Regions from separate parts of the Homo sapiens genome. Here region 2 is linked to region 1. A link is a loop called in an ENCODE intact Hi-C map of the cell type or tissue named here. Cell type or tissue: mammary epithelial cell. All regions are shown on one strand. Each heading gives the region's core, and the rest is flanking DNA. Links, peaks and the distances in the headings are about the cores only.

Region 1 (16,794 bases), core at 5,668-10,667:
ATGTATGAAATCCTAGAGATTTCCCTGAATCAACATATGCATATAGATATATGATGGACAGAATAAAGTATCAAGGGATAAAATATATTTTTAATTTTGTATTTCACTTGAAAATTGTAAGGACCATTTTATAATGTATTGCTTGCAAAATAAGTCATGGAAGCCCTGAAAAATTAATCAATTCACTAATCAAAGAAACATATATTAAAGACCTACTATGCATGAGGCACCATGCTAATTGCTTTGAAGAAGACAAAGTTGAATTAGACAGGGATCCAGTTTACAAGATATTTACAATGCAAAGGGGGATACAAGACATATAAAAGGCTATGGAACTTAAAAAGAAGAAAAAACAATTCTAAAGTATTGAGATACATTTCATTACAAGGCAAATCTTAGATAACATCTTGAAAGAGGACACATTTAAAATTTAGGAGATTTGAGGAAAAGATCCTCCAGAGTATGATATAAAAATGAGTGAAGGTTTTGAGGTGAGAAATAAAATTAATGAAATTTGACTCGATCTAAGGTGACATCATGAAGAATAATGGCAAATGAAGTTAATAAGTTTGTTTCAGGCCAGCTTGTAAAAAGTCCTTGAAAAAAGAAAAAGGAATTCCTTATATTTTTATTAGAATATCCATCTTAAAGTGAATGGTGAATTATTGATTGGCATGGATTTAGGGACAATTGCATGTCATCTTTTTCTGTTATTAGTATTACTGTTTTGAAGAATGCAATCTACCAAAATTGAAGGTAATAGTTTCAATGTAAAAATATGCAGAGTTAAGCGTTTGGAAAGCACTATTCAGGTTTAGTATATAGGAGGAAATAGGGATGGGAATGGTCTATTACTAGACATTTTTATTCTTCCTACTTATCAAATAGACCAATATGTGTGGAGGAAAAGCCTTCTTCTAAAAAGGGTTTGTTTTACACTACCTGTCAAAGAGGATATTGGTTCACTCAAGGAAACTAAGTTATATTCTATTTAACTGTGAGATATATTCCAATAAATTGCAGTAAACATAATCTTAAAATATTATAAAGAGGCCTCAGATTGTTTAAAAATACTATATTGAATATATGAGAAATAAAAGCTCAAGATATTCTTTAAAGTATATCCTATGTAAATGCCAATTTTTCTTTACAGAATAAATCTAACTACAAATGCATACAGGGCCTAAATATATTTTTATCTTGATTTTGTTCCTTTTCTTGTGTTTAAGAGCCCTGACTCCAGAATCACAAGAGACAAACTGCCACTTCATCACTTATTAGCGCTGTTTGTGTGGGCAGGCTATTTAAACATTCCAATCCTTTATTTTCTCCTCAATAAATTGTAAAAAAAAGTAATGTTTACTCAGAGGTTAATGAGTTGACACTTATAAAATTATTAGCATGGAGCCTGGCCTCAGATATCATTCTCTTCTGTATACAATTTTTATGTGTTTGTTCTTTAAACTTATAAATCAGTTCCATCAGACTTTTTACTTCATGGCAAGCTGCTTTTATTTCTAATTAAGAAAACATTCCTGACTCCAAAATTTATAAAGACTTTTTCTCTCTTTTCTTCAAGTATTTCTATAACATTGTAATGCATTTAGTGTTTATCCATATGAACGGTATGATATTGGAATCTAATTTTACTTTTCCACATGTATAATCAGTTCTTCCGATACTGTTAAGTATTGTATCCTTTATGTAATTATTAAATATCATATATAACAGATAAAAAACTCTGTATGTACTTACATCGATTTCTAGACTCCATTTTCTCTAAACATCCCTTGTCTGTTTCTGTGCCAGAACTAGACTGTTTTAATTATAGTTGTTTCATAGTACCTTTTGGTATCATGCTGGTAACTTCCCTAAACTGTTACTTTTCTCAAAAAATTTAGGCTTTTATAAACATTTAGCTTGCATATCAATTTTACAGTTTGTCAAGTCCCTAACCTCCTCCCCAAATTGAGACTGTGAATTGAATTGCCCTCAGTCTATAATTTAAAGTTTGAATCATCCTATTCAGAGGCACAAAGTTGTTGGTTTTTTTTGTTTGTTTGTTTTTTACTTATTTTGGTTGTGCTTTGTACCCTTCCCTAAAGTGTTATTATTTTCTTTATGTAAATCTTACATAAAACCAGTATTTTTTAACGTTCAGGTAAGATTTTTATATTCCTAGGATCTTCATGTGGAAAAAAAAAACTTAATGATTTAAACAGCTATATTAACTTGATATATGTAATTATTTGAGAGAAAATCTAGTCAATAACTTTTGCCTTCCCACTCCAGACTTCTACCCTGATTATGTTAGGTAACTGAATTGGAAAGAAAAATATTTATTCTTTATATTATTTTTTCTGATCTGAAAAAGATAGCTTGTTTCCACCAGATACATTCATATTAATAGCCATCAAGCTATACTACTTTCAAATTATATTTATGACAATAAATGATTCCTACAAATTTTAGAGAAGACTATCAAAAGCAAAAGAAATAAATACAAAAATTAACTGGGAACAAATAAGCAACCCCTGGAGGATTCATCTCTATGACCCTACAGTCCGAAACTAAAGAATAATACATCCTGATGGACGGCTATGGAATGAAATAAAATTCTCTATTACCAGTTCACTAGAAGAATTTTTTTCCCCCAGGTTTGATCTCTTTATTTAGTTTATCCTCCAGGTTAAAAGAAAATTATTCACTATTACTCACCAATAACTCAGTAAATAAAAATTTTGCAAATTCAGCCATTTCAACATGCCAGGGAATATCTAAAGGTGTATATATACAAATATTTATATATAAATTTTGCATATGTATATAAAAGAAATATATATATAATATATATGAATATAAACATTCAGGTAGGATATTTATATTTATATATAAGGATATATAAATAAAAAATGTATTTATATTTCTTTTTCAAATGCACAGCTCTTATATACATATTTCTTTTTCAAAAGCATGGCTACATAAATTTCTTCATTTTGATGTTCTGCTTCTCTTCAGTTTGATCTTGCATATCACAGTGCATTTATAAAATCTGGAAAGCCATCTAAAGAATTTCAAACTTTCTGAATACAAAATGTCTTTTTCCACCAGACAAGAGTCACCCCAGTCACTAAACAAATTGACCAATTTCAGAGTATTTCCTGCTTCTACTTGTTACTGATGCAGCATCTGGCTGGAACAGAGTGCGACTGGATGCAGAAAAGTTCATGATTGCTTGATTGACTGATTTTGATGTTGAAAATCATGTAAAATTCATATATATTCAAAATGTGATTCAAAATAGATATCCAAAGACACATCCCAGAAAATCAGTGTTTTTCTATAAGCTACATTAAAAGTTTTTCTAAATCTTCATTTCTAAGAAAAAATAAATAATACAAGAATGTATATAAATAAGAATGCTACCTCTGGAATTAATAGCACCTGCATCTGTCTACCTCTTTAGCAGGCTTTAGTTTTCTTTCTATAAATACTCGTCATCACATAAACTATAACGTATTTATTTATTTCTACATCTCCCATGAAAACGTGAGCTCCATGAAGGCAGGGACTTTTGTTGTTATGGTAGTCGTCATGGTGATTGTTTACCACTGCATCCCAGGGACTGGGAGAGTGCCTGTCATGTACTAAGCATTCAACAGATATCTGTTGAATTAATTATTCATAATTACTTAATTCACAATTTTAACATGAGCATAAGAACTAAGATCAGACCAAATAAGCCTTTTCAAAATATTAATGAAATTTTATATTATTATTATCTACTACCCTTTTAAACTTTACTGTGCTTAAAAGAAAAAATCCAGCTTGATTACAGAGCTCAAAGAATGCTATTGCCTGAATGTAAGATCGAGAATAGCTTTTCTTTACATGATTCCCAGTCTAAGGAGAGAAAGCAGATAGTAAATCACACATTAAACAAATCATTCAATTACATTCGTTTAAAGTGCTGCTACCTAGGAAGGAAACTGAAATGTGCCTTGAGAACAGATACTCAACTGGCATGCTGGAAGGGCTTCCCTAGAAAGGGATGGTTTGGTTTCTAGGACTTGAAGAATAAGGTCTAAATCAGGTAGAAAAGGCAGGGAACATTCCAGGCATCCACAAAGATATATAGAGAGGCTGAGTCCAGGAAGATCTTGACAAACTCTAGAAACTGTGAGACTGGTAATATACTATTAGGTTGGTGCAAAAGTAATTGCAGTTTTTGCCATTTCTTTTGCACCAACCTAATAGAAAAGAATCAGTACAAAACAAAAGGCCGCTATTCTGGTGTCAGATTTTCTTCTCACACTGAAGCCAGCTGGAGTCCTTAGAACTTTCCTGAACTTTTCTGCATCCAGCAGCACTCTGTTCCAGGCAGATGCTGCATCAGTAACAAGTGGAAGCAGGAAATACTCTGAAATTGGTCAATTTGTTTAGTGACTGGGGTGACTCTTGCCTGGTGGAAAAAGACATTTTGTATTCAGAAAGTTTAAAATTCTTTAGATAGCTTTCCAAATTTTACAAATGCACTGTGATATGCAAGATGAAACTGAGGAGAACCAGCTCTTTGGCTGCAGATCTGAGATCTTTCTATGGGAGGACAAAAAGGAGCTAAATCACATTAATCTATTTTCCACACTAGTGACATGAACTAGGTTCAATTATTCAACTACGGAAAAGTCCCCTTTTTATGATTCCTCAAACGGTGTAATTTTTCCTGCCTCTGTACTTTCATGTTGTCTTTTTTTTTTTTTTTTTTTTTCTCTCTGAGCTGTTCCACTAGGCACATATTTCTAGAATCAGCTGAAGTTCCACCATGATTCTCTGTTTGGACTATCCTTCCTCTGAACTCCTCCAATATTTTATGCCCATTACTATACAACTCTTGATTGCATCTGAGTCCCTTGAGGAGACAGGGAGGAACAGGACAGGAGACAGGGAGGAAGAAGGACAGACTATGCCTGTGAATACAGAGTATTTTCCTACAGAGAATATTTCTAATGAAGATGTAAAAGATCCACTCAAAACTCAAGCATTATATTGTTTGAGAGGGCAATTTTTTTTTTTTCAATTTAGGTGGTCTGTTTTATGGTTTCTTCTATGGAATATCTGTGCAACAGGAGATCCTCTTGAATAATTACCCGCTGAACAAACTGTATCTCTCAAACACATCTCAATTTTAGACTTGTTGTTTAGGTCATTCCCTGGAGAGTGTCTTGAAGAAGAAAAAAAGCGGAAACTTACAGATAGTAGGCCCAGGGAAAATATAAATTATTTTATATCCACTTTTGAGGGCCTCATATTTTCTTGGCTTAGGTACTCAGGAGACAGATATAAGGCATAAAATCTTTAACATTATTAAAACCAATTCAGAAAAATCCCTTAACCTTCCAACACTAAAGCAGATAGAGAACATGAAAACTATCTATGGAACTGAAAATCAGTGATCAATACATCTATGAAAAATGTTACTATTTTATAAGACATCCAAAGAAATACACAGGAAAACAAAATAGAAATAGCTTACAACATTCGACACTGCTTGTGTATAATCACACAAGCACGTGGTATCCTAACTAGTGGAAATGCAAAGTAGCGCATACTATGGGGAATATAAATTGGCAACTCATATAAAGACCCAAAGAAAAGCTTTACTCTTGTCCTCATAATTCCACTTCCAAGTAATACAGCTTAGGAAGAAAGTCAGGGACAAGAACAAAAATTTGTATACCAGGATGTTCATTACAGCCTTAAAATTCAGGAAAGTTTGTAAATAATTAAAATATTACACTATTCAAAAACAAGCAATTTATGACACAACATTAGGATGGAAAATTTGTAGTCAGTAAAAATCATCTTTTCACATTCTAATGACAGAAGAAGAAAAATACTCCTTACATTAAGCTAAGCAAAATAAATGTAGGGCATACAAATTATACTATAAATTGTACTGTACATGTGTGTATATACATATATACACACATACAAATAAAGGAAACAGACCAAAATGATATCATGTATTTATTTCCTTTAAACCTTTGTGTACTTTCCCAATTCTCTACAATGAATATTTTTATGACCAAGAAAAAGTTAATAATATTAAATAATTAATTTAGACTCATTTCATTATATGCATGAATTATTCCACATAAATAGCTCCTTGTTACAATCAAGCCAAAGAACTGTCAAACCATATTGGGATCTACAGAGACTCAATCGCCAACAACGACATAAGGCAAAACCTCCCACAGAGACCCTCTTCTCTTTCACATAACACTGTATTTTTTAACAATGTTTAACAGTTGGAAATGCTGAGAAGCCACAGATGAGATCATTAGGAGAAAGTATTTTCCATCATGCTTTTGTCAGGGAAAATCCCTTAGTAGTTCTATTTCTGAGTTATATTTTTAGCCAGGCTGACAAAATTTAAAGCAAAGTATATAAAATGTGTATTTGCAAGCATCTTTCTCTACCAAATGGAATTCACTTTAACTATCACACTGATAAAGATCATTTATCATAGGCTTGTCTTCTGCATGACCCTGTATTTGGAGGGTGTGAGAGACTACAAGACAGAAGTGGTCAGGACCTCAAAAGATGGCACGTGAGCCGCTGCTTCAAAAAATTAACCAGACATACCAGAAAAATATGATGATGTTTATGGTCTGATAGGCATCTCTGTGATCTGTAATTTATGTATCCTATCTCTGTGCAACCAATGGATTTAATGGGTCAGCAAGCTTCAGGAAAACCCTAAATGGATTTGGGTTCAGCAAACAGCCGGTCATCACTTCTACCCCATGCTTCTACCCCACTTCTACCCACCGTGCTGAACTGCGAAGCCAAGGACTTGCTTAAACTATCAAATCCAGTTTCCTCATAGAACTTTTGGCCCTTCTATTTGTAGGTCCATCTTTGCCTTTGGTTGCTGACATCACATTCCCAGGGACTGTTTTCTCTTGTATAAACATATATCCATGTAAATCCTTAAAATTCATGGCCTTTGGGTTTTTCCTTGTCAGTCAATCTGAATGTCCCCTTCCTCAGATCCTAATAGCTCTGAGCTGGATTAGGTTTTCCCTGATTTGCCCAGCAGTGAATTCAGCTTAATTTAAAATCCACTCTGCCTGAGAGTTTCTATTTTTACTTTATGAACCCATAGGACTGATGAACAATAGTTAGAATTGTATTCAAATTTTGGATAGTTTGAATTATGTATTAGTTGGGAGGTTCTTCTTTCAAGGAAAAGAATACAAAATTAGGTACAAGCATGTATACACACATACACACATACACACACACACACACACACACACACACACACACACAAAGAAATCACAAGTATTTACTGAATACGCCAGAGCTGTTTTCTCTGAGATTTCTTTAGGCAGTTATCTATAGACATTGTCATAGAAATGCTTCCAGATTACAGTGTGGCTTCCTCTCCTTGTGGAGAAAACTCTGTAGCTCCCAAAACTTCACTAGGGGAGGTGCAAATGAGAAACCCTAGATTTTAAGGTGAAGAGAATCAAACTTACATTTTCCATTTGCAGAAATGTGTTCATTAGCTTAGTGAGATTGGTTGGTTTTGCTTCTTATTGTCTGTTACCCCCTCTTTGCTTGAGGGTGGATGTCTGTTTCTGACAATGATTTTTGTGACCCTGAAGCCATGTAAAATGGAACTAGTAATACCTACTGTATCACTTGATTGTTGAGAAGATTAAGTGAAATCGGAGTGAAATGGATTAATATATCATTGTCTGAAAATTGTTACACTAGAAGGCAACTCCTTAGAGCAAGGGAATTTTGTTGACAAACTAGCACTCTTGCTGGGACATGATACAGAGTTCAATGATTAGGGGCTGATTTGCTTGAGGAATGTGAATGAATCATAGATGCTATAATTGCCCTTGTTCTGTCCCTAAATGAAGAAAAACGAAGCAGCTGTGGTCATCTACATTCTCACTGTCTAATAGCCACAAGTGGTCTAAATCCAGACTAAAATACAGGGGACTCTGGTTGCATTTATATTTATCCCCCAGCTGTTTCTGTCTCCCTATTTTACCAATTCCAATTCAAAATGCTCTTAGCCCTGAAGAATCTGAACTGCCTCAGTTGTGCACTGTCCTCTGGGTTTGCAGATGCCATAGAAATGTCTGTTCTGATAATAATGTACTGAGGGCATCATGCTTATTTAACCTCTGGTGAGGTAGTTAGGAAAATGCTTCTGATACTGGGTAAGATCCTGAATAGGAGGCCCATGCTTTGTGATGCCAGACCTCTTGCTTTTTACTGCCTTTATATACATGATAAAACATGATTTCAGTCAGAGCAAGTGGTATATGACTCCTGACATTGTGTGATAACACAGCACATTGTTTCTGTGGAGAAGTCAACACAGTTCTGGAAGGATGACTCGCTTTCCGGTTTTATGCTCTCTTCCCCTGAATCCTCATAAGAAGCTGCTCTGAAGTTTAAACATCGAATAAAAATGCTTCCAAACAATTAATGCGACAGCAAACACACCAATAAACCTATCGGCAGCAGCCTCAGTATTTTACCTCAGTCTTTAATGTCAGCTTGCTTTTTTATTCCAGAGGTCAGAAAAACAAATGCTCTGTGAGCTCATTACGTGCATGCCTAAACAAGCAGAAAAGTAGGTGCTTTTCCAAATGCCAGACAATGAAATCTAGATTTTTCTCTTTGTACTTCACTGTAATTCGGGTGATAGAATACTTGCTAATACAAGCTATTAAAACAAACCAACAAACAGAAATCAGTCTCTCATAGCCTATTTTAAAACTCCCTCCCTGTGTTCTTAACTGTTGACTTTTAAACCAAAAATGCCAGTCAAGAAGTACAAAGTGATCTTTAGCACTGTCTAGCTTAAAATGTTGATAGTTAATATTTGAATATAAAAAAGTATAAAAATAAATAATAGACAACTCATTTTAGCTAACACTTTGGAATTAACTTTGAGTAGTAGAAAACTACACAATATAAACCTGTTTTTCAGTGGTTTCTGCTATCAAGTGAATTGATGGATTATAGTAACCTTTGTTACCTGGCACTCAGAATACTACTTTTAAGCACAGGTTCTTTTAATAAGAAACTAATTGATATCCATAATGTGACCCAAATAAATTGTAAGGTCCTTGAAATTAAGTTCTGGAAAAAATAAGCAAATTCTTAGGCTTATTTTATTTTTTCTGTAATTCTTTAAAAATGAGTGATCTACATGTCATACATGTATATGGTAATTCTCTCCTGTATAGAATACCCTCTGGCCATCCTGAAAAATAAAATTAACTCTTGAGCTTTATGAGATTTTCTAAAGAAAAAGTATCTCTATAAAGAATGTTAGACTGGGCATGGTGGCTCACACCTGTAATCCCAGCACTTTGGGAGGCCGAGGCAAGAGGATCACTTAAGCTCAGGAGCTCAAGACCAGCCTGGGAAATATAGTGAGACCTCATCTCTACCAAAAATAACATAACATAACGTAACATGACATGACATGACATGACATGACATGACATGACATAACATGACATAACATAACATAACATAAAATACACTGGGAGGCTGAGGCAGGAGGGAGGATTGCTTGAGCAGAGGAGATGGAGGCTGCAGCGAGCTGTAAACATGCACTGCACTCCGGCCTGAATGACACAGTAAAACTCTATCTCAAAAAGAAAGAAAGAAAGAATGTTAACTTGCCGACACACATGCTCTCTTCCATTCTTTTTCCTCTCCTTACACCATCCCTTCTTTTTTCCATTACTCACAATGATGGGATTAGTACAGCTTGTACTGGGGCTTTGGAACTGTAATAAACAAGGAGCAATTTTCTGGTCCTAATTAACTCCTGTTAAAATAAGCACTGCACAACAATAGTCTACCCAGAGTTGCACTGAAAAAAACCACAACAATCCTAACACTCTATGAATAATGAACCCTATTTAAATGAGCAGGTTATTGTAGGGTCTTAATGAGCTGCTCTGTGGCCACAGGGCACATACTGCATCCCAGAGTAATGGAGCATTTTCCTGCAGACACTTGCAGGCTGGGCTAGCAGCAGAACAGCTTCTTCCCTGGTAAAACCAGAGAGGTAGCATCAAAGGTTTGTTATGTTTCCATTTTACTTTTTCACACACCTCTTCTGCAACTGACATCAGCCATCCCCATCCCTTTTTGAAATGTTGTCTTCCTTCTTTTACCTCCAGGCTTCTATATTCAAGCATCCTCCTCCTTTATATCTTTTCTGAAGTATAATTTACAGACCATAAAATTCACTTCGTTTAAGTATACAATTCAATGAGTTTTGGTAAATTTCCAGTGTTATGCAACCATCATTGCAATCTAATTTTACAACATTTTCATTGCACCAAAAAGAAACTTTGTGCCCATTCGTAGTCATTCCCTCTTCCCACCCCCAGGCCAACCTAAGCAAACACTAATCTTTTTGTCTGTATAGGTTTGCCTTTTTTGGACAATTAATAGGGAACCACATAATGTGTGGACTTTTAGCATAACGTTTCTGAGGCTCCATGTAGCATATAGCATGTGGAACACAATACTATTCCACTGTATAGATATACTACATTTTGCTTGCTCACTCATCAGTTGATGCACATCTGTGCTATTTCTACTTCTTGTTATTAAGAATGCTGCTGCTATGCTGTGAACATCTGTGAACGAATTTTTGTATAGACACATGTTTTCATTTCTCTTAGGTAGGTACCTATGAGTGGAACAGCTGAGTCATATGATAAATCTATGCTTAACAGTTTAAGAAACTGCCAAAAGCTTTTCCAGAGTTTTGCATTACTAGCAGCAATGTATGAAGGTTCCATTTATCCATATATTTACTAACACTGGTTATTGTTGATGTTTTCCATTATAGCCATCCTAGCTGGCGTGAAGTGTTATCTTGTGGTTTTAACCATTTCCCTATTGGCTAATGATGTTGAGCCTCTATCATTTGTGTCTGACTGTTGTTTCTGTTTTATTTTGTTTTCATTCCTCGTTTTAGTATTCCTTGACTTTTGTAATGTCCCCTTTTTCCTGTATACCTATTTCCTGATCCACATGGATCATGTTGACTCCCACTCATATGCAATTAACTACCATATCTTAATGAATGCTGCTCATGGCTCATTCTCAATCTATTTATCTCCATGAAGTTACTGATACCATATGTTAAAAGAAAAACTTTAGACAAACCAAATCTAGCAGAGTTTATTTGAGAAAATAAATGATTTATGAATAGGGCAGCAGTCTGGACCAAAAATGGTTCAGAATGCTCCACTCTACCACATGTGCAGTCTATATTCATGCCCATAGAAAAGGAAGTAACATACAGAAACAACCTGATTGGCTGCAGTCAATGTTTGCCTTATATAGTCGTATTTGGCAGCTTTCAGTCTCTTAATGGCTGGAGGTTTAGTTGCTGTGATTGATTGAGACTCAGTTACTTTTTACAAGAGTATATACTTCTAGTTTAGGTTATAGCTTGTAAATACACCAACTTAGGTTACAATTCACTATGTCTAGAGAAACTTTTAGGCAACTCTTAAATTATTTATGGAGGCAGTTTTGGCCAAACTTAATTCAATTTCATACATATTTCTACTTGGAAAAAAGGCAGGAAAATTGAATTTTTAATTTACACACAAATAATGAACAGAAGTTCAAATGTACCTTGATTTAATGCATAATATAATTGCGTGAAGTATTAGTATACCATAATCGTTCATAAATATATTGCTTTTACATAAGCATACTGACCACATGATCAGACTTGCCTGTTCTCTTACTGTCTTACGGACAGTGTAGGATTCACTAAGCTGCGGTCATTTCCTCTTTAGAACCTAGCTGTGATCATCTTCTCTGCCTGCCTCTTACTTTGTTTCCTTCATTTTCTTTTGTGACATAATGGCTGTAGCTGAAGCATACAGGTAGAATCTCACTATGCCCCCTACTTTCTTCTCTTTTGGCCTTTTCATCTTTTTTTTTTTTTTTTCTGGTTCTCCAAGTCCATTTATGCATTTATTCATTCTTTTTCTCTTTTTTTTTATACTTTAAGTTTTAGGGTACATGTGTACAACGTGCAGGTTTGTTACATATGTATACATGTGCCATGTTGGTGTGCTGCACCCATTAACTCGTCATTTAACATTAGGTATATCTCCTAATGCTATCCCTCCCCCCTCCCCCCACCCCACAACAGGCCCCAGTGTGATGTTCCCCTTCCTGTGTCCATGTGTTCTCATTGTTCAATTCCCACCTATGAGTGAGAACATGTGGTGTTTGGTTTTTTTGTCCTTGCCATAGTTTGCTGAGAATGATGGTTTCCAGCTTCATCCATGTCCCTACAAAGGACATGAAATCATCATTTTTTAGGGCTGCATAGTATTCCATGGTGTATATGTGCCACATTTTCTTAATCTAGTCTATCATTGTTGGACATTTGGCTTGGTTCCAAGTCTTTGCTATGGTGAGTAGTGCTGCAATAAACATATGTGTGCATGTGTCTTTATAGCAGCATGATTTATAATCCTTTGGGTACATACCCAGTAATGGGATGGCTGGGTCAAATGGTATTTCTAGTTCTAGATCCCTGAGGAATCGCCACACTGACTTCCACAATGGTTGAACTAGTTAACAGTCCCATCAACAGTGTAAAAGTGTTCCTATTTCTCCACATCCTCTCCAGCACCTGTTGTTTCTTGACTTTCTAATGATCACCATTCTAACTGGTGTGAGATGGTATCTCATTGTGTTTTTGATTTGCATTTCTCTGATGGCCAGTGATGATGAGCATTTTCTCATGTGTCTGTTGGCTGCATAAATGTCTTCTTTTGAGAAGTGTCTGTTCATATCCTTCAATCTAATCAGTAGCCAATATAGTGATTCCATTCAAAGGTTCAAACGATGCTTAAACCAAAATTATTATCCATTTCACACTCTCCAACCAAGTGAACAAGAGGAAAGAGGAGAACAAAGCAAGGAACAAAAGAATAAAAAAGGTCTAATTAATTTGCAACCTGGAGAAAACATGTCAGATCTTGATGTAAAATAGAAAAGTCTGGAAAATTGGGATTTTCCAATATGCAGTTATGTGGCCAATTTTAGAGATGCAATAAACTGAGTGTGATTAAATGGTAAATTGGACTGATCAGGTGAGCCATACTTTTCTTGTGAAAAGTAGCAAGCATGGAAAAAAAAAAGATACAGCTCTATTTCCCTTTACTTTTCCATCTGTATCTTTCATATTTTTCAAAATTAAAAAAAACACCAAACTATTTTTCAAGTATTAATAAAGAATCAGGAAGAACTTCATTTAAAACATTTTTGCCTGCCCTTCAAAAAACTCTTTCACTGTTTCAAGGCCATTGCTTCTGGAACCCAGATTTGTTCTAGCTTACAGCCTAGGAATAAGAATATATACTTTCCTGTCAGGATGGCTTTTGAGAAACTCTGAGAATAAAATCTGACCCAGTCCAATCTGACAAGGTTGCTGTGCTTGTTTGAATGTAAAATGATTCACAAAGTGAACCGAAAGTTTTTGTTAATTGTTAAAAAGCCTCAGCGCTGTGGCTTAGTTTAAGAGCTACATCTGGCATTTTGGTAGGAACAAACTACTTATGAATGAGGAATAGTTATATTTTTTGTGTTGTTGTTTTTATTTTTCTTTTGGGGGGGGAGGGAAGAAAGAGGACAGAAGAGAACTAGGACTTAGTATTTTGAAAACTGGGACATCATCACTGGCCTACCCACCACATAAACGTAACTAGTGTATATGATTTTAACTTTGTAATCGTGTACATTGACACTTCTTTTTGATATTCTAGATCTATACAAAGAAAAATACTCAAAGAGATGCAGGAAAATAAATAAGAAAAGAAATTCTCTGGCCAGCAATTATTTAGCAGTAAATTGACATATAAATGTGGTGTAATTAAACTCAAATCACTTTTAAACCTAATTACCGATACAAAGAAATGGGAAAGCATCGACCTCTAGGCTTCAGAAAGCTTAGGTAAAATCATTACAAATCTGTCAGTTGTACCATCAAAATAAATCTGGAATCTAAGCACTTCTTATCATTTTCATTGCTGCCACCCTGGTCTGAGTTACCCGCATTTTCTGGGACTTCTGAAATAACTTCCAAACTATTGTTCCTCAGACTTACCCCACCTCTCATACACCACTTCACCCCCTGCCCCCAAACACACAAAAGCAAAGTGATCTTTTTTAAACTTAAAGTCTAATCATGCCCCTTCTTGGCTCAAAACCCACCCATGAGAAATTAAATAGGCTTTTAAAGTTACGTATCAATTTTAAAAGTAACACTTATAATTCTATACTCTAAAGAGTACCTGAGTCTGTACTAGGACATTTGCTTCCAGAAGTCATGAAAGTGGTCTGAAGAAGTCACAAATAGGAGTTTATAAAGTTCTAGAAGTATCAAGTTTCTAGATTCTTTTCAGTTTTTGCTCTGTTTAAACATTCACACCAACTGAGGTCTGGGGGTGAAAGGGGAAGTTAATTTATCCCCTAAATAATATTTATTTTGTATACAAAAGAATGGTTAAATGTATTCAGTAGTCTAACCTGCTCTTCTTGGCTATTCATTCCTGAATGACAGGAATTCCGTTTGTACCACCCTCATCACCACCATTAATTTCATGATGGACTAGCTACTTCACAGCCCTCATGTCCCCACCACTCCATTCAAGCTCAAGGGCTACTGAAGCATAGTAGCAGCTTACAAAGAAAAAAAAAAAGACAAAACAAACTCTTAGCAATAATGTTATGTCATTCACACTAGAGACAAAATAACTTCATTATTAGAGATGCTATCATTGAAATTAATTCACTGGTTATAAAAGGAAGGCTATCCAAGAATATCTGCAGTTTTGATGCCTTGGAAAATAAAATTAAATGGAAGAGAAATTAACAATAATAACTCAGAAATAAACACTATTAATATTTTATGTAAGTTTTCCACCTTCCTTGATATATGACATAAGCATTTTCTTAACTCAATAAAAACTCTAAAGAAACATAGAAAACAATAACAACAACTTGTGTGGTTTCTCGTCTCTCTCAGAGTAAAAGCCAAAATCCTGAGGATAGCCCGTAACTCTATACAATCTGGTCCACCATTTCATCTGTGGGCTCATCTTCAATACTACCCTAAAGCCTCCAGTTTTGCTTTAGCCACATCCATCTCCCCATTGACTCTTTAATAAGCCAGACAGTTCCCTGGATTTTGGCATTTCAGTGGCTCCTTCCTCTGCCTGCTAAATTCCTCTCCAACATGTTATTCACTGTGTGCTCTCTCACCTCTTCTAAGTCTTTGGTCCACTACCACCTACACCTTGCCTTTACATGCCTTGCTTTATTTTTCTCCATAAAACTTAACTACTGAGTATACCATAGTTAATCACTCATGTTTAAATATTTTTTCGTCCATCTCCTACAGTAGAATATGAGTGACAGAGGACAGGGATCTTCATTTTTTGTTTGTTTGGTATACCCAGGGCCCAGAATGATGCCATACTCATGATAAGCAGTTCCGTAAAGAGCGTTATTCCCTGTGACAGAATGTCAGGAGTGAAGTTGTCAAGTCCTTTTTCTAGAGAAGTGGTGGGTGTTCTTGCTTCTCATTAACTAAGGCACAGCCTGGATTGAAGAGTAGACATGAGATAAGAGTTCTGTGTTCTGCCATCAAAAAGACAAAAAAGAAGTATACATCTTTTCAATTCTTTTATGCTTGAAATTCTCACCTTCCTTTAAATCACAAGGATAATCTGTTGACCCTTACAACAGCTCTGAGCTGTTATTATCCACAACTGAGAAAGAAAGGAAGAGGCTGTGGTATTTACTGAGGTCCTAAATGGCAGAACCAGGACTAGTAAACCATGTTATTAGGTTTCTGCTTCTATATAGTCACAATGAACTGCAGCCACATCTCCCAGAACAATAAATTAGCAAGTAGACAGAAGTCTTTCTTTCCACCCTCAAAAGAGGTTTTTAGCCTTTACAATTAGCTTTTCAATAAAGATACAAGAATAACTATTTCATTGATGTGCTCTCAGCAGATCTTAGACTTTCCATTATTTATTTCCTTTGTTTAGTTCAATGTGAAAGTGCTTGGCTTTAATCTTCATTTCACTTAGTTTTATCAAAATATAAAACCCCTACATTTGCATAGGCTATCCCAGGGTCCAGAAAGCATTCACACTTTGTCCATCTGATACACCCTCAAAACAACGCTAGCTGAGGTAAAAGCAGGTGGGTGTATCTTTACCTCAGAAGGATCCTTGACCTGCCCAATGCGACATCAGTGGTGAGCCTCAGAAACAGGGCAAAAAAAAATTGATCTCTTTAGTGTAAACTCAATGTTTTTAATTTACAGGAAATGCATTCACTGGTGTGTGTGTGTGTGTGTGTGTGTGTGTTTGAGGCAGGGGAGCAATTACATAATAGGAAGAAATTATCTAAATTATTCTTATTTCACATGTCTTCTAGAAATATAATTGTCACTTTTGCACTCCACTTCCACTTCCTGGCAATTTTTCTGCTGCCATAATTCAAAAACAGACTCTTTGGCCGTTCCTTCACATTCCTTTCCCTTTTGTCTTTACAGCCTCATCACTTCCTTCTACCGATCTTCATTTCCTGCTTTTGAGACTTTCCCGCTGCCTCCTCCTGTCATCTTCAGGTCCCAAATGCAGTTTTGCCAGATTCCACATCCAAAATTAACATCATTTCCTC
Region 2 (16,794 bases), core at 4,278-9,277, 100 kb before region 1:
AGTGTCTAGAAGAAAACTCTCATTTAGGAACATATGGGAACCATAAAATCCTATTTAGAAAAATATAAAGCATGGCATTTTGGGGAAATAAAATTTATAATATTGAAAGAGAATGGTGGCTCTTTTCTATTTCAAATGGAACGATCATTACACGCATTTTAAAGCATCATTTTTTATATAGCCCTATTCAAAATACCTAAGAAGCGAATAAACAGATGGTCCCTATCCTCTGCAGTAGCTAATGAAAGTTAGAATATGATGAGAAAGAGTGTCTTTTAATGACAAAAGGAAAGGTGGACACTTTAAAAAGCACATATTATCATGGAAAGCAAAGAGTTACATGCAATGAACAAAGTGCCATGTTCTTTTTTTTTTTCTTTCTGAGACAGAGTCTTACTCTGTCACACAAGCTGGAGTGCAGTGGCAGGATCTTGGCTCACTACAACCTCTGCCACCTGCTTTAAGCAACTCTCATGCCGCAGCCTCCCAAGTAGCTGGGATTACAGGTGTACGCCATCACAGCCAACTAATTTTTGTATTTTCAGTAGAGATGGAGTTTTGCAATGTTGGCCAGGTTGGTCTTGAATTCATGGCCTCAAGTGATCCACCCACCTTGGCCTCCCAAAGTGCTGGGATTACAGGCGTGAGCCACCACACCCAGCCAAAGTGACATGTTCTTAAATAAAAGAGAGAAGGATTCTACTCTATTTTCCAATTAGTTCAATAAGGCCTCCTAAAAGCCGTAGAATTTTTGAGGATTTGACGAAATGAATATCCACTATTGAGAAATTGAGAAGAAATGTTAGGAGACACGGAACTTAGCAAAGGAACAATGACAAATTATTCCAAGTGTGGTGATATATTCAAATATACATATATATAAACATATATGTATGTATGTATTCCCATATGCTCTTTTTATTCAGCTCAGATGGGGAAAAAAGCCCTGGGAAAGGCTGTACTGTCCTTGCTCAGGGTATCGTAATTCTGACACTAAGAGGACTCCTGGAGGACTCCTGAGTCGAGGAAATTCATTGGCTTCCACAACCCACTTTCTCCCTCTATTCCATGTAGTTTCCATACCTTGGTGCACTGTGTCTGCACTCACTCTAAGGGGCAAAACGGCTGCCAGGTGGTTTAGACAATCATTCATTACAGTTTGTCTGACAGTAAGGATGGAGTAACTGTGTCTCTTGATTTTTATTTATGGTGTGTTAGTGCTTGCTTTGAGCAAAGTATTGTAAGAGAGTTCAAATAAGTTATTTTAAGAATGTGCTTGATGATATGGACAGGGTAAGATTCTTACTACAAATTTATCATTAGACTTGAGTTTTCTGAACACGGTCATAGAGACCACAATTTTCAAATATCCCAGTGCACACTTAAACACACATCCACCCACCCACCCACACCCACACACACACTCTGAAACAAATGTTTAAAAGAAAAAAAAAATATTCAACTCTACAGCCTCTGAAGCACTTTGATATTTTCTCTCTCATCATATCATTTTATTAAAACAAATGCTGGACCATCAATGGATTTTAGCACCAGCTAAAATGTTGTAACCCATGGTACAAAAAAATAAATAAAAAACAAAAACAGATTTAAGGGTTACTATCATAAAGAGTAAGTTTCTCCCATAGTTCCCTATTGTCCCTTTGAGAGACAATTGTAGAGTTCTCATAGAAAGAACAAGCAGGCCAGGCGTGGTGGCTCATGCCTGTAATCCCAGCACTTTGGGAGACCAAGGCGGGTGGATCACCTGAGGTCAGGAGTTCGAGACCAGCCTGACCAACATGGAGAAACCCCATCTCTACTAAAAATACAAAATTAGCCGGGCACGGTGGTGCATGCCTGTAATCTCAGCTACTCGGGAGGCTGAGGCAGGAGAATCGCTTGAACCTGGGAGGCAGAGGTTGCGGTGAGCCGAGATCACGCCATTGCACTCCAGCCTGGGCAACCAGAGCAAAACTCCATCAGAAAGAAAGAAAGAGAGAGAGAGAGAGATAGAGAACAAGCAACAAAACATGAGACAGAAAGAAAAAGGGATATAATCCTACCTTTAATTCAAATTTAATCCAAGAAAGACTAGAACTTAAATTGAGCTCTGGATTCAAAGTTAAGGAGACACATCAGGCAAATGGATGGATCAGATATCAGTCATTGGAATATTATGCAAACAGACATCATAGGATGAAGAAAATAGGGCTGAAAATCAAGTACTACTTTATCTATATGCTTTGCTAATTCGTATGAACTTGTATTTTAGAAAATCTTTGTAAAAGAGATGGCAAATAATCAGAAAGTAAAGAATTTAGTTCAAGTGGGATGGAAACAATTATTTTTATATTTTGAAAATTCATGGAGTAAAAATGGTTAGAATTAATAATTAAATTTTATTACTGAGACAAATGCAAATAGAAGTTTATATTTTAGCCTAAACATGTGTCCTGAAATAGACACATTTCCAATAAGGGATTTGAATCCCAGACCTCCTTAATGACTTTTACTATGGATATGAATCAAAGAACATATTCACCTAGCAAAAGAGTCATCACAGAATCCGAATTAGTTTAAACCAATTTAACTCATAGATATGAGCATAGTGAAATTTAAATATTAAGGTTCCCGTGTGCTTATTTTATTAAAATTGAGTTATAAAATCAGTGGTTACAAAGAACACATCAAATTAATATTTAAACCTGGTTCATTGATAATTGAAGACAATTGAGTAGTTGCCAAACTCTATATATCAATGGAAAAGGAGAATTTTCAAAGGCTGAGGTACATAAATGTTATAAATACATTTTTAAGAGAAAACAAAAATCTAAATATATTAATGGGTCATCCCTCTATCTTTTTCCAGGAACCACAAATACTGACATGTTCTTTTTTAAATAGTTTGATTCCTTCATACATTCTACCCCTTCTACTGAATTTATATTTGCAGTTTCTGGTAAATTAACAAAATATTTTATGTAAACATTGTTACATTAAGGCTCCTAAAATTGGGGAAAAGTTCATATTTGAGAAATTATCTAGATCAGGGTTTCATGCTTCACTATTTAAGAATCTGAAGCACCCTGCTATGCTATTTTATTTTTTAAAGGAATGAGATCGCAACTAAAAATAAATTATTTGTGGACATACAACTTTTATAATTTTAATGTAGAAACGACATTACATTATATTCTTACATGTAAAGCTGTTTTTTCACGACACATGTAAGAGGTAAAATGAAGGTGATAAGCAGACAAGGTAATATTTAAGAATATTCATAAACAAGTAATAAATTTATGTTTCTTGTAAAACTGTATGCAAAGGTTCAAAAAACTTTTTAAAACAGCTCTTAGTTATAAAAGTGGAAATGAAATTTACAACGTAGTGAGGTAGTTTTTCATTACCTATTAGTTTCCATTAACTTTTCTATCCTATTTTTATTGTCTGTTCTACTTCCATAAGATTAGTTTACAGGGTGAGAAGAAACACAGAGTGAAGGTGAGATTTAAAATAAGTTAAGTTGATGTCAAGAGTTAAATTACTTCACAAGTTTAAATTACTAGGAAATGAGGAGTAGAAAATAGTGTGCTGTAATAGGGAACCCTTTTTCCTGGTGAGAAAATCCGATGTTCCAGCTCTTCAACTAACTAGCTAGCAAGTTTAGCCAAAGGATAGATCTGTTAGGCTTCAATGTGGCTCTTATGAAAAATAAAGAAATTCAGTAGATGGATTATTAAGATTCATTTTTGAATAAACAATCTTTAAATTACTGCTTAAATGAATTGTTTAAATTAATGTCAATTTTATCTATACTTAATTCTGCTCCACCTGTCCCTACACAAATGAATCAGATTTCACAAAGTTACAAATTTACTTGTCAAATTCCTAGTCTAATAACAAATTCAAACTTGATGAAATATGCACAACATAAGTAATAAAAACAGAATACAACATTGACAATAGGGTATAATGTAAAATGTAAAATATATAATTATCATAAAATAATTTTAAAAAAGAACCAACATATTAAGAGTGGGTATTTGGTGACAGTGTAATTATGAGTGTTATTTAAAAAATTTCTGTATCTTTTTTAAAACCAATGTTATCTATGAGGTTTTTAAAGAAATAAAATTAACTGTATTTGAAAACAAAACAAAAATACCATCTTAATATTCCACTCTCTGCTTATTACCATCTGTTTTCTGCTTACTTGATTCATCTGTGAGCTGGGAACTTCAGGAATTAAATCAATATATGAAAACAGAACTCTAATGACAAAAATTTAAAAGTTTAATAATGTCTGGTATTGGCAAGAATAAGGGGGAAAGGGCACTTCAATAACTGTAGATAAGAATGTAAATTGAAACAGCAGTTAGTAAACTAACCTGTCATTGTCTTTCAAAATTAAAATTACAATTAATCCAGCAATCCCAATTCTCACATTCAATCCTAGAGATATTCTGACCAATATACACAAAGATTTCATGTATGAAGGAATTATCTATAAACTAGTTTAAAACAGTGAAGGTTTAAAAAAGTAAAAATTCAAATGTTCTTCCATAGAGAAATGCCTAAATATCAGTATGTTCAAACTAAGGTATGTATGGTGTCACTACAAAGAATGGCACAGAAAAAGCTATCTTTAAGTTTTTTTGTTACACAGTAATTGGTAAACTATAATCTTGACTATAGAAAAAAGGCTGTATAAGTATTTTATGTGTGTGAACATATTTATAGATATATTGATGCCTAGAAGAAGAACTGGGAATTTTTCAACGCCAAATTATTTTAGTGGTTATCTATGGAGAACAGAGTAAATTGATGAGGGAATGTATGGTAAGGGGAAACGCTTCACTTAGCTAGTTTTTGAATTGCCTGAACGTGTTCACCAAAAGTATGTATTTATATATTAAATACATCATGCATTACAAAAATGCACATATATAAACACACATACACATTCACAGCAATGTATAGACACATATACATTTTAAACATGATCATACACAATGGAAGGTTGTAAATATCAATCAAATAACATTCTGCAGCAATTGAAATATTATTTTGCAGAAGTTCCACAGATTTCCACTCAGCATTCCACAGTAAGGGTCACTAGGTCCGCGTGTGGTCAGTAAACTGCCTATCTTCTTAGGGTGCTACTGATGCCATAGTCCAGAGTCTGCCCCTTAGCTAGGCAAGCCCAATGAAGAGATTTGGTAGATTTTCAGAGGGCGGTTTCATTTCCCAGGTTTGACTGATATTTACTAACTCCATAACAGCAATGTATAAAACAAGAATGCCAAGTTATTGATTTCCTCTGAGGAATTACCTATTACAGGACATGAAATACTTCCCATGTAGCTCTGCCAATATGGATGTCAATTATAATCAAATATTACTTATTCATTTATGATGAGAAATTTACTTGTTACAGGAATGTGAATACTCATATGCATTCCTCAGTATCTGTGGAAATTGGTTCCAGGATCTCCTGGAGACACCAAAATCTGTGGATACTTGAGTTCCTGATACAAAATGGCTTAGTATTTGCATATAACCTATGCACATCCTCCCATGTACTTTAAATCATCTCTAAACTACTTATATCTAATACAATGTAAATGCTACATAGTTATTATACTGCATTGTTTAAGAAACAATGACAAGAAAAAATGTCTGTATATATTCAGAGCAGACTCAATTTTTTTCCAATTATTTTCAATCCATAGTTGATTGAATCCACAGATGCAAAACCCACAAAAAATGGGGGGCCGGGCCGACTGTATACATAACTGGTCTATTTTCTCCCTCCACTCTAATCAGACTTACAATGGGAACTAAATCTTAATCAAAAGAGTGCATGGGGAACATGGATTCTGAACAAGAAGAATGCATGAGATAAGGAAATGTATAGTAATATTGGCCTGGGAAGGCTTGACACCCTTATCTCAGTTAAATGACCTGCCTCCATCTTTACAGTGGGGATGAAGTTGTCAAGTTCGCTAAGCAGTGTTCAGAAGATTACTGCTAATATTTGCCCCTGTGAGTTTCTTTTCTTTAGATATGTTAATACATTTAAGTTCTACAAGCCCAGGGGCCTAGCTCAGGTACTTCTGAAAAGCTCTGCTCTGAATCTTTGCTTATGATTCCATAATTCCCAGAAAATAAATTTTGCTACTTAGATGATCTTGAGCAAAAGAGTACATAACACCATATTAAACAGATAGCCTGAAAAATTATGTTTATACTCTAACTGCAACTATATAAAATATATATAATGTTAACAAAAACTGAAGGAAAATGTACAAATATAAAAAATACTTTGAGTGTGGAGAAACAATAAATGATTTTTTTCTATAAACTTCTTCAGAATAAATAAATATAAACATTTTAATAAAACTTAACATTACAATTTTAAGCAAAATTGACCCCATCTGGTCATATGATCAAAGAACTAGTAAATTATTGGTAAGGTATTTCGGTGTTTCCTCTGATGAATAGTGGTTTATGGGTGTGGATATGAAACAAAATATAAATGCACTTAAAATTACTTCAATGTATATAACAGGCTACTAGGCAGAGGCATGGGAGGAACATTTACAGTCAGAGGGCAAGTTCAAACAAGACCTAAGCAGAGAAATTGTCTAATGGTTGCTCAAGTAGAAATGTTTAAGTGTGGTGATTCATGAATGGTGTACACAGAAATCAGTGCTGGTAATAGATAGCTAGAAAGTGCTGTTCACATCAAACAGTGATTACTATAAACCTCTAATTATGTGCTCTTGAGAGAGCCTTGTACCTTTCCCACTGTAATATCTAGTTCTTAAACTGGAACTCTACGACTTCAATTCAAATCTCAATGGCTTCTTAGCTGTTAAATGTAGGCTTACCCATGAATAACCGCTGACACAATCAGCTGTACCCTGCTGTATACAAGCCAACTTTGACAAGAATAATGAGTTTTCTCTTTGATTTCAATGTGTAATGATGGTTTACAAAATAAATAAATAAATAAATAAAATAAGACTGGCAGTTTGCTATAAAAATACTTGAGAGGGTACTTTGACTGAGCCAGAGTTTAACACAAATTTAAACAATATTTGTGCCCCAAGAAAACAATCATTAACCTCATCCTAATTGTAGCTCCATTCACAGTTTAGCTAAATACCTGGGCAGCTGTTTTGTGTTGAGGGTGGGACCAGAGAAGAGGCAAAGGGGAAGTCTGGAAAGAGAGAGACTGGTTTAAAAACAACAACAACAACAAAAACGCTCAGCTGTAAGTCCTGCAAAAATTGCAAAGTAATGGGCCTCTTCAATCATATTTATTAAGTCCACTGACTTAGGGGTTTTGCCCTGTTAGTAGCTAAGTTATCCACAGAGGTTATTTACATTTTGCAGCACTGAAGTCATCCACTCTGATTCACTAAATCATGCCTGCACTTGGTATGGTTTCTCCTTTGCTAGCTTACTGCAGGATCTGGAAGTGCCATTTACGGCTCAGCCCACTTGGCTTTCCATGTCCCTGACCCTTTAGTGAGCAGGCAGTGGAAGAAAGCTGCACTGCACATAAAGAACAGCTATAGCCAAGCAGAATTAGTCAAACTGTGGAAATTAGAGTGAATTTTCCCCATGTCTCAGATTGGAAGAAGGAACATATGTTAGAAATAACCAGTTACAATCAGTTTTGCCAAAATGAGAAAGTTTTAGAAAATTACACATAAAGGTGTTATTTCTCATTGAATAAGGGGTTCATATACCCCTTTCAGTGAACTAAAGACCAAAGAACCAAAGGGAAGGCCACCAAAAAGATGGACATCCTAGGTTCTTGTCAAGAGCACACTTACTGTGGTTGCATATCCCAGTCCTCAGAAAGGAGTTACCACCTTCCTTCTTGATGGATTTTCCTGCTCCCTAAATGTCTGCAAAATGATATAGGGACCTCAAGACCAAGAAGGGACAGAAGTCCTGTTCTCATAAAAACTTGTCATTTTTGTACCAGGTTTACACATTCGCTAACAATTATTTAACTTTCTCAGTGGCTTATTTCAAACATCTGGGCTTGGAGGATGGTGTTGCATTCACAAGAGAACACCAGTTTTTATCCTATATCATATAAACTGCTTTCAGAAAGTAATGTAATTTAAATAAATGCTTACAGTTAAAAAAGTTGCATTTACAATTAAAAGAGTGCCATTATTCTCCAAATGTAAAAAATGATGCTGCTAATTTATTTTATTTTATTTTTTTTTAGAGTATCAGGGGTTGTTTGGCACTGTACTACTTACATGTTTTTAATCTTTAGTTTTTCTTATACCAAATATATACTGAACAACTGCTATACCCAGGAATGTACTAGAAACTGTGGATAAAAAAATAAATACAATTTTCTCTATCTGGGATGGAAATTATGAACCTTATAAAGTGGGTAATATTAAAATTAAATCATTTGTGTCCACCAAATATGATTTTAACCCTCTCTCTATCCAAAAATAACCACTACTTAGATTGGCAGCAAATTAATGACCATAATGGTCTCATTATATTTCTATTTACTTTAGTATGGCCAACAGCAGAAAGAATTGCTCTTAGGCGTGGGTTCCCTCTACTTTAATAACAGAGATAATAAGGCTTTTAAAATACTGAGCTAAGGAATATTCCAGGCAAATCAACAGATATGGCCTCATTATCTGTATGTCAGAAAGGAGCCCATGTTACCCTCTTGTCATAGCAGTACACTTTCTCCACATTATATGAAAAATAATATTCATATAGCCCCTGAATATAACTGATATAAAAAATGGGTAAAATAAATTATTTCATGAAATTTCCATGTTTCTTAGTTGTAAGTGACCTCTGAATCTTACTGTTTCACCAGCCAAATCAGAAATATCCTTTAAGTAAAATAAAAGCAAGTATAGCCATTCATTCAATTTTTAAAAGGCTACTCCATACCAAACCAATGCAGTGTGCAAATATGGAACTTAATTAAAATACTATATATAAAATATTAACAGCTGCTATTAAAATTACATTAAACACCCTTGAGCTAGGCTAACCTAATATGAGCTCTATTTTTTTTCAATTTAATAAAGGACAGAACTTGGCTTAGTGAATGAACTTTGGTTTTTATATTGTTTGTACCAATTCACTAATCTGAAATTTTAATCACATAAAAGTACTTTACCATCACAACAGCACCAAGCATAGTAATCTGATCTTTCCACTGGATTCAAAGAAAAATCTCATGCTTCGTTTATTTTCTTTCTTAGATGCAAACAACACTTCCTTAGAACGTGTTTCTGTTCTTCCCATACAGAATTGAGCTTTGTAAATTAAAGTAGATATCATCTAATTTTGACCTTCTCCAATGAGGGTACAAATAGAGTAATTAATAAACTCTTGGTAATTTGGATGAATTAAAGAGCTTAAACAGAAAAAGTAGATTTTATTCTGCTTGAAGATTAAAGTATTTATCTGATAATTAATTAGATTGCATCAATACTTTCTCCTTATAATAAGAAACCTCATAAAATATTCAAAATAATTTTGTTCTCTGTGAGTATGTGTATATGTGCATGTGTGGCATGTATGTACATATGCATATATATACATACATATACACATATACATGTAGAGAGAGACATGCACACATATATAGACACACACACAATTTACATAGAAGAAAGACTGGAAAGAAATACCCAAAAATATAAATCATTATTTTCAAATGAATAATGAATACTTTCCTTTTTCTTTTATATTATTTTGTATTTACTAGTATTTTGAATTAATCGTGTATTACATTCATATAGTTAGAAAATTCCTCATTTCTAAGTGAATGAAAAGCAATTGATTTGATGTTTGGTGTTTTTTTTCTCCTCTGAACTTTCAGAAGATAACCGTCTAATCTGATATGGGTTGTTTTGTGTTGTTTTGTTGTTTTGAGACAAGGTCTTGCTCTGTTGCCCAGGCTGGAGTGCAATGGTATGATCACGGCTCACTGCAGCCTGGAACTCTTGGGCTCAAGTGATCCTAAGTGTGGGGATTACAGGTGTGAACCACTATTTTTGGCATGTTTTGTTTTAAAGTGCTATAAAATCTGACTTAAAATATCTCTTCTTGAAAGTAATTTTCAAAATTTTATTCTAGATCTATCTTAAGTCAAATTATAACATCCACAAGCTAATATTTCAAAGCACTACATAAGCCCATGCCCACGCCACTTCAAAATTCTTCTGCTTGAAAGTTCATATGTACCAAATTAACTGCTATCTCTGGCAGAGATAGGCTGGAGGAAGTCAGAGGGGAACACTCTATTATTATTGTTATATTTTTGCATTCCCATCAATGAACTCTTCTCAGCTTATTTTTATTTTTATTTTTTATTTTTTTTTATTTTTGAGACAGTCTCACTCTATCTCCCAGGCTGGAGTGCCGCGGCCCGATCTCGGCTCACTGCAAAATCCGCCTCCCAGCTTCATGCCATTCTCCTGCCTCAGCCTCCCGAGTGGCTGGGACTACAGGCACCGCCACCACGCCCGACTAATTTTTTTGTATTTTTAGTAGAGACGGGGTTTCACCATGTTAGCCAGGATGGTCTGGATCTCCTGACCTCGTGATCTGCCTGCCTTGGCCTCCCAAAGTGCTGGGATTACGGGCGTGAGCCACCGCGCCCAGCCTCTTCTCAGCTTAAATCAGAAAGAAGAGGAGGAGGAAGAGGAAGAGGAAGAGGAAGAGGAAGAGGAAGAGGAAGAAGAAGAAGAAGAAGAAGAAGAGGAGGAGGAGGAGGAGGAGGAGGAGGAGGGAGGGGGAGGGGGAGGGGGAGGGGGAGGAAGAAAAAATGGTAATTCAATTCCTTGTAGACTTCTTTAGGAAAGTGAGAATATTTAGGGAGACAAAGTTTCCAGAGAGGAATGAATCAGAAACACAGTCTCCAATATATCTGGGAATCAGAGTAATGGGTTCTGACCTTCCTTCTCTCCACACTCACTCCCAACTCCTTCTCAATTTCCATATATTCTATTTCTTTATTTTGTTAGGTAAAAAACATATTTCCAAACAGGCAAACACAATCTTCTTGATCTATAAACAGCAGAATAAAAAAGGAAGGATAAGAGGGAAGTAGAAAATAGTTCAGCTGGGAGTTAACAAGTACTGAGGGAGCCCATGCAAGGAGGGTATGAGCAAGAGAGTTCAGCCCCAGGTCTTCAACAGGGCCCTTCTGAAAGACCATGGTTATCACAGATTACTGAGTCTAAAAGAAGCACTCAGCTTAGTTGGTTGGGGGTGGGTGAAGTAAAGAAGGAGAGTAGATAGGTCTAAATTTAGTTATCTTCTATTATAAGATCATTTGATTTATGTATGAGTAGGACAATCAGAGCATGGGAGCCCGGGGTGAAGGGAATTAAATAAATGTAGTTGTATACTTAAAACAGATTTCTCTCTCCTTATCTCTCCCTGTCTGTCTGCCTCTTTCTCCCTCTCTTCTCTCTCTCTCTCTTCCTCCCTCCTTCCCTCTCTTTCTCAGGATTCCTACAAATGTCATCTCTGCTTCCTGGATGATTATTTCCCCTCAAAGCTCATATTAGTCAACATCCTAAGCCCCCTAAAACACTCCCAAATTTCAGTGTAAATGTGATTTCTTCGGAGAAACTTTACCTGCCACCTTTACCCCTCCTCTCTTAGAGAAATAAAATGCAGCAACAGGAAGCAGAATGTTTGCTGGTGGAATTCCAAATACCTTTCATCAGAAAGGGAAGCAGTTTGGAAGGGCAGCAGAGCTTTGCCACTGTCCTTGAAATGCTACTGTATTGATTAAAGTGTTTTTAATGCCATAGACTCATCCTAAAGTGTGACGTGCCAAACTAAGGATTTTATGTTTGGATCATTCTAATTTTTTTTTCATATTTTATATTTGCCACTTCGGGTACCTCCAAACATCCAATAACATAAGAGAAAACTGGGAATAGAAAAACTTTGAATTTTTTCACTTGCAAATTCAAGACAAAATTTTCTGCAAGATTTGGCACTTGATTACCCAATAAAAGTTCATTTAAGAAGCTATTTTAGAAGACATTTGAGCATTTGGGGTTTGATGCCCAACTATGATAATTAATTAGCTCTTTCTTTCATGGTGTGAAACAGAAGCAATATCAGGCAATTTCTTTTAGGCTAAAGAAACAAATGCAGGAAGTCTTTAATATGTCTTGGTTTTCACTTTTAGGAATGGCATGGGTGGGTGGGGTGCTCCAGCAGATAAACAGCATAGAAAAATGATAAGATTACCTGACCGTCCGTCTCTCTGGAAGTCCACATGATACCATTCTCCATCATTCACTTTCTTCAACAGGGCTTTTATTTTTATAGTACCTGACCCCATGTCCAGGAGGAGGTAGAGGTGGCCATCTAGCATCTCAATAGCAAAGAAGTCCACCTTTATCATCTGTGGGTGCTTGGCATCTTTCTGATGTCTTGGCTTGCCATGGCTAAATAAGATGAGGCCATTTGGCTCTGTTGTACGGAAATCAAATGATATGGAGCCAGTTTTCTTTGCATTCCATTTAGGCAAAGAGATGAAAGACTCTGGGGTTTCAAAGGTGATTGGGTCTAAAGTTGCAACATTCTCACATTTAAATGCCACCACTCCATGGATCTTCATCTTAGGATCTCCTTGCTTGGCAAGTCGAGATAATTCCAGCCTCACATCATTATTTTTATATACAACCTGTGGGCAGAGGATAGCAGTGAGAAACTAGCCTCCATATTTTAATATCTGAAACTTGTGAACAGCTCATGTAACTTTCAACGACATCATAAAAAGGCACACGATATTTAGTTAATTTTGTTGTATAAAGGCAACATTTCTCAGGCAAATAAAATTCAAGTGTCAATTCATAGAACAATAACCATAACAACTTAACTTGATTCAAATAATGTGTGTGCAGATGCACCCGCGCATGTGCATATACACACAAACTGCTTGTATTTAACTCAAATAATTTAAAAATCTGCATATATCTTTAATTTCATGTCTACATTACCATGCTAAGACTTGAACTTATAAAAGCTACTTGTTTCATAGTTGTCTATGATATTTTTAAAATTAAATATAAGCACTGAGGTTATTCAGTTTTCCCATCATTAAAGCATTTGAAATTGGATACCATTATATACCAGTCCCCTAAAATATTGGATCTCTTCTATTATCTATATATCTGCTGTGGATATTGACTTTGCAAGACAGTCACAACAAGTTAAAGCACAAAACAGCCTGACATTTCTCAGAAAAAAAATATATAACTAAGATACAGAAGATCCCTGACCTGCATCAATACCTTTGAATACTGTTAAGTAATGTGGCACTGCCACATGTAGAATATGGTGCTTCCCCTCAATTTATTCAACCTGTGTTACTGGTGATCCATTTCACTTTTAATTTACACAAATGCTGCGCAAGGGTTGTCTTGTACTCTCATTTTCCAAGGCACTTCAGTGAAAGAGGCTAGGCACTTCTGAGTGCTTACTGATGGTCCTAAGGCTTTTTGGATTCCAATTAACACATTTGATAATTCACTGACAGGGTTCACGGTATCATACATTTGCTATCCCTTCACGCTAATAAATTCAAAGGTATTTTGACATAAGGATAAAGAGAGAAGGACACCTTTTCTCTACAAAATGCATACAGTGGATAATCACATTTCTAAAATACATAGACCATACTTACTTGAGGGTGAATTAGTTATCTAGGTCCACATAGCTGTCTAGGCTCTTTCAAGAAGGGACTCTATAGATTTCAAAGCTCCCAACATTGCTAGACTCTAGATTTATTTATCCACATGTAAAAATGTACATATATATATATGTATATGTATACACACATGTATGTTTTGTTTTTCATTTTTCAGGAATGGCATGGGTGTTTTATATAATATATGTAACAGGAAAAATAAGACAGCCTGTATCTGATTAGCGCTATGAAGTCAACCAAGACAACGCAGCAGTTATTCCAAACCCATGGCCAACTGAACCAAGAGATGGCTGATGAGTTTCCTGATAGGATTTGTTAATGAATACTTTATTTTTCAGAGTAATTAAGAGTACATGCTCTGGTATTGGACTTCCTGAGTTCAAATTCTGGCTCCAGCATTACCGAACTGGGAAATCTCTGTAAGCCTGTTTCACTCCCTGAAAGGAAAATAATACTTCACATAATGGTTATAACAATTAAATAAGAAAATACACATAAGTGGGAAAATCTACATAAAGGCATTCATTCCAATGCCAATCACATTGTAAGATTTCAATAAATATTAACTACGTAAAATACATGATAATAAAAATCAATGCTTTATCATCTAATAGACACAGATTTTAATTCTAAATTTATCCATAGGAAAACATTTAGAAATAAAGCCCACACATATAATTGGTTTTTATACATGATTTGTGCCAACTAAATAAGTCACATCTTTCCAATGCTGGGCCTGGTGTTTCAGTTTACCTTTATCTTGGAGAAGGATTATAATAAAGAACATGATATCCCTTATTCTTTGAACAAATATGTACAATGGTTTAACAAGCATCTATTGACAACAAAAGAAGAGAAAATGAACTTGAGCAATAACAAAAAGGAATTACATTAATTCTTAAGAATACTTTTTTGAAAAGAGAAAGATCTATTAAGTCTTAGAAAAATTTATTTAGGATTGCCTTTCTTTGGAGATCTTTAGAGGCAGGGAAAATGCTTTTCAAGGATGATTTTCCAAGTTTTATCGCTTCTCTCTATGACTTTCATGCTACTTAAACCTATATTATTTTTCCTTTTTCCTATTGATTTATATTCCAGCATGTGGACATTCTTTTGACATAGATATTGATCAAGAATAAGTATTTTCAGACCCAAATGATGCTTCTCTTGATCAATGCTAACACTCATTCTTATAATAGAACCACTGTAAAAGAATTGAGTGTTTCTGACATGAACAAGTGGGTTTTAGCCCTGGTATATTGTCTCTTGAATCTGACATCAGCCACCACAAAGTTGAAGAATGAGGGGCAGTCTAAGTCTGGGCAAGGATTTCAATGAGACATAATCTTATAACTGAATCAGGTGACTTGGTGATGAAAAGGTTCAGGAAGATGTAAAAAAAATAGAAGTAGGGATAATTCCCTGGGCAAAATTTCTTAAGGTTAGCCATGCATCTCTCATAAAAAAAAGTATCTCCACCAGAATCAATGCTTTATATGCTTTACACTGGCAAGAACCTTGCTCACCACAGCGCAGCACCAAGATCAGTGGCTGGCACAGAGTAGATGCTCAATAAATATTTGTTTATAGTTGAACAAAATTCTTCCTTCACCTTTTTAAACCTAGTTTCTAGATTATAGGCTTTTGTAAATAACAATATTTAGACCTATAATTAAAATACAGCAGAATATGGTATTGCGGACCAATCTCATAAACTAATTACTATTTTGCCCTATTTCTCTAGAAAAAAGCATAAACTTATGTGCATATCCAGTTCATAATTGACAAGTTGGCCCATGCATTGGGAAATTTCATCTTCACACACATTTTGTGGGGTATAAATTCCTTTTAGAACGAAGAATGCCTGAGTTAAAACTCTCCAGAGGTTTATACACAAAAATATACACTGTGCTTCTCCTCAACATAGTTCTTGTAGGTAAGAACTATCTCCAGATACAAGAACTCTTTCCTACAAGAACTATCTTGAGAAGAAGCACACTATGTATTTTTTTCTTCCCATTTTGTACTCTTTGAAAGGCTACTCCAGAAAACAGAAAAGCAATTTTGCATTGGTAGGCTTACGGCTCTCAGATTTACACTACTATTTCATCTGACCCAGATTTTATAATTACCCTATTTTTCTAAAGTTAGACCTACTCTTAAAATGAACTGAATCTAGTTCAATTAGAATAATGAGTAGCTAGTAAGTATTCTAACTCCTCTAAAAATTCATGTGTAAGCTATTTTTGCTTCTTTCTGAAACAATGTGGCACTCAATCATGGGAACACCTTATAATTATTCATATATTTTTAATTCTTATGTCAAAAGTTGCAATTTACATGTTTCACTTTTGAACAAGTTTCTATATGCTTTATCATCATAACAATTGATGATATTTGTGCACACTCATTTGGATCTGTTTATAGAACCAAGGTTTCTTTGGGGACATTGATTTTTTTTTTTTTTTTAAAGAGTGATTCAAAATGTTGAATTTTACTTCCTCGCTTCATGGGCTTCTTTCCCATTTCTTCAAATATTTGTTAGAATTTTTAGTGTCCCTCTCATGTTAATATGCAAGAATAGGGCGTAATATGTTTGTGTTTTCACATTCCTAGGGTTTACCTTTGAGGAAAACAATCACTGAGTATTATCTTTGATCTTAATGATAATCCTGAAAACATGACAGCAATGCAGAGAAAATAAATAACTTAAAGAATAGGAGCTTAGTAGTCTGCATATTAACTTGGTTCAATCTCAAAGCTATTACTAAGCCAAGTCCCTAACCTCTCTCTGTCTCAGTTTCTTAATTTTGGAAACTGACATCTATAAAGGAAAGGCGTGCCATAACTATAAATTCTTGAGCTTTTTTTACCCTTAATATGTGTGATTTGGGACAGACATAAAAGATGGTCGATTGTTCCTGACCCCTTTCTGGCTTTCTCCTGTTGCAATTTTTGATGCCAGGATATTGTTCTCTACTTTCAGATACACTGAAACACTAATCCATTAGTAAAGAGAGTGTTCACTGCATCTTCTCGTA

Evidence for each region. Hi-C counts contacts between places; a loop is a spot of excess contacts. Peaks named below come from ENCODE experiments on the same cell type or tissue, not always from the same donor. Only the 100,000 strongest peaks of a DNase experiment are listed, where the experiment ranks them.
Region 2: it touches region 1 in a loop (4-fold over the local background); 1 of 110 quality-filtered maps calls a loop at or near these places.

Annotation. Positions count from the first base shown.
Region 1 is chr2:50,641,962-50,658,755 of GRCh38, forward strand. The region is part of intron 5 of NRXN1 (neurexin 1); the gene reads right to left. Among named protein-coding and RNA genes, the nearest start is that of MIR8485, 46 kb to the right of the region's middle. In mammary epithelial cell, for the core only: no CTCF peak of the experiment used is centred there; a DNase peak (open chromatin) is centred at 8,400; H3K27ac peaks cover 2,070 bases.
Region 2 is chr2:50,540,299-50,557,092 of GRCh38, forward strand. NRXN1 (neurexin 1) reads right to left here. Exons shown (of 23, transcript NM_001330078.2): 9 at 12,289-12,727. Among named protein-coding and RNA genes, the nearest start is that of MIR8485, 150 kb to the right of the region's middle. In mammary epithelial cell, for the core only: no CTCF peak of the experiment used is centred there; DNase peaks (open chromatin) are centred at 6,643 and 7,443; H3K27ac peaks cover 1,957 bases.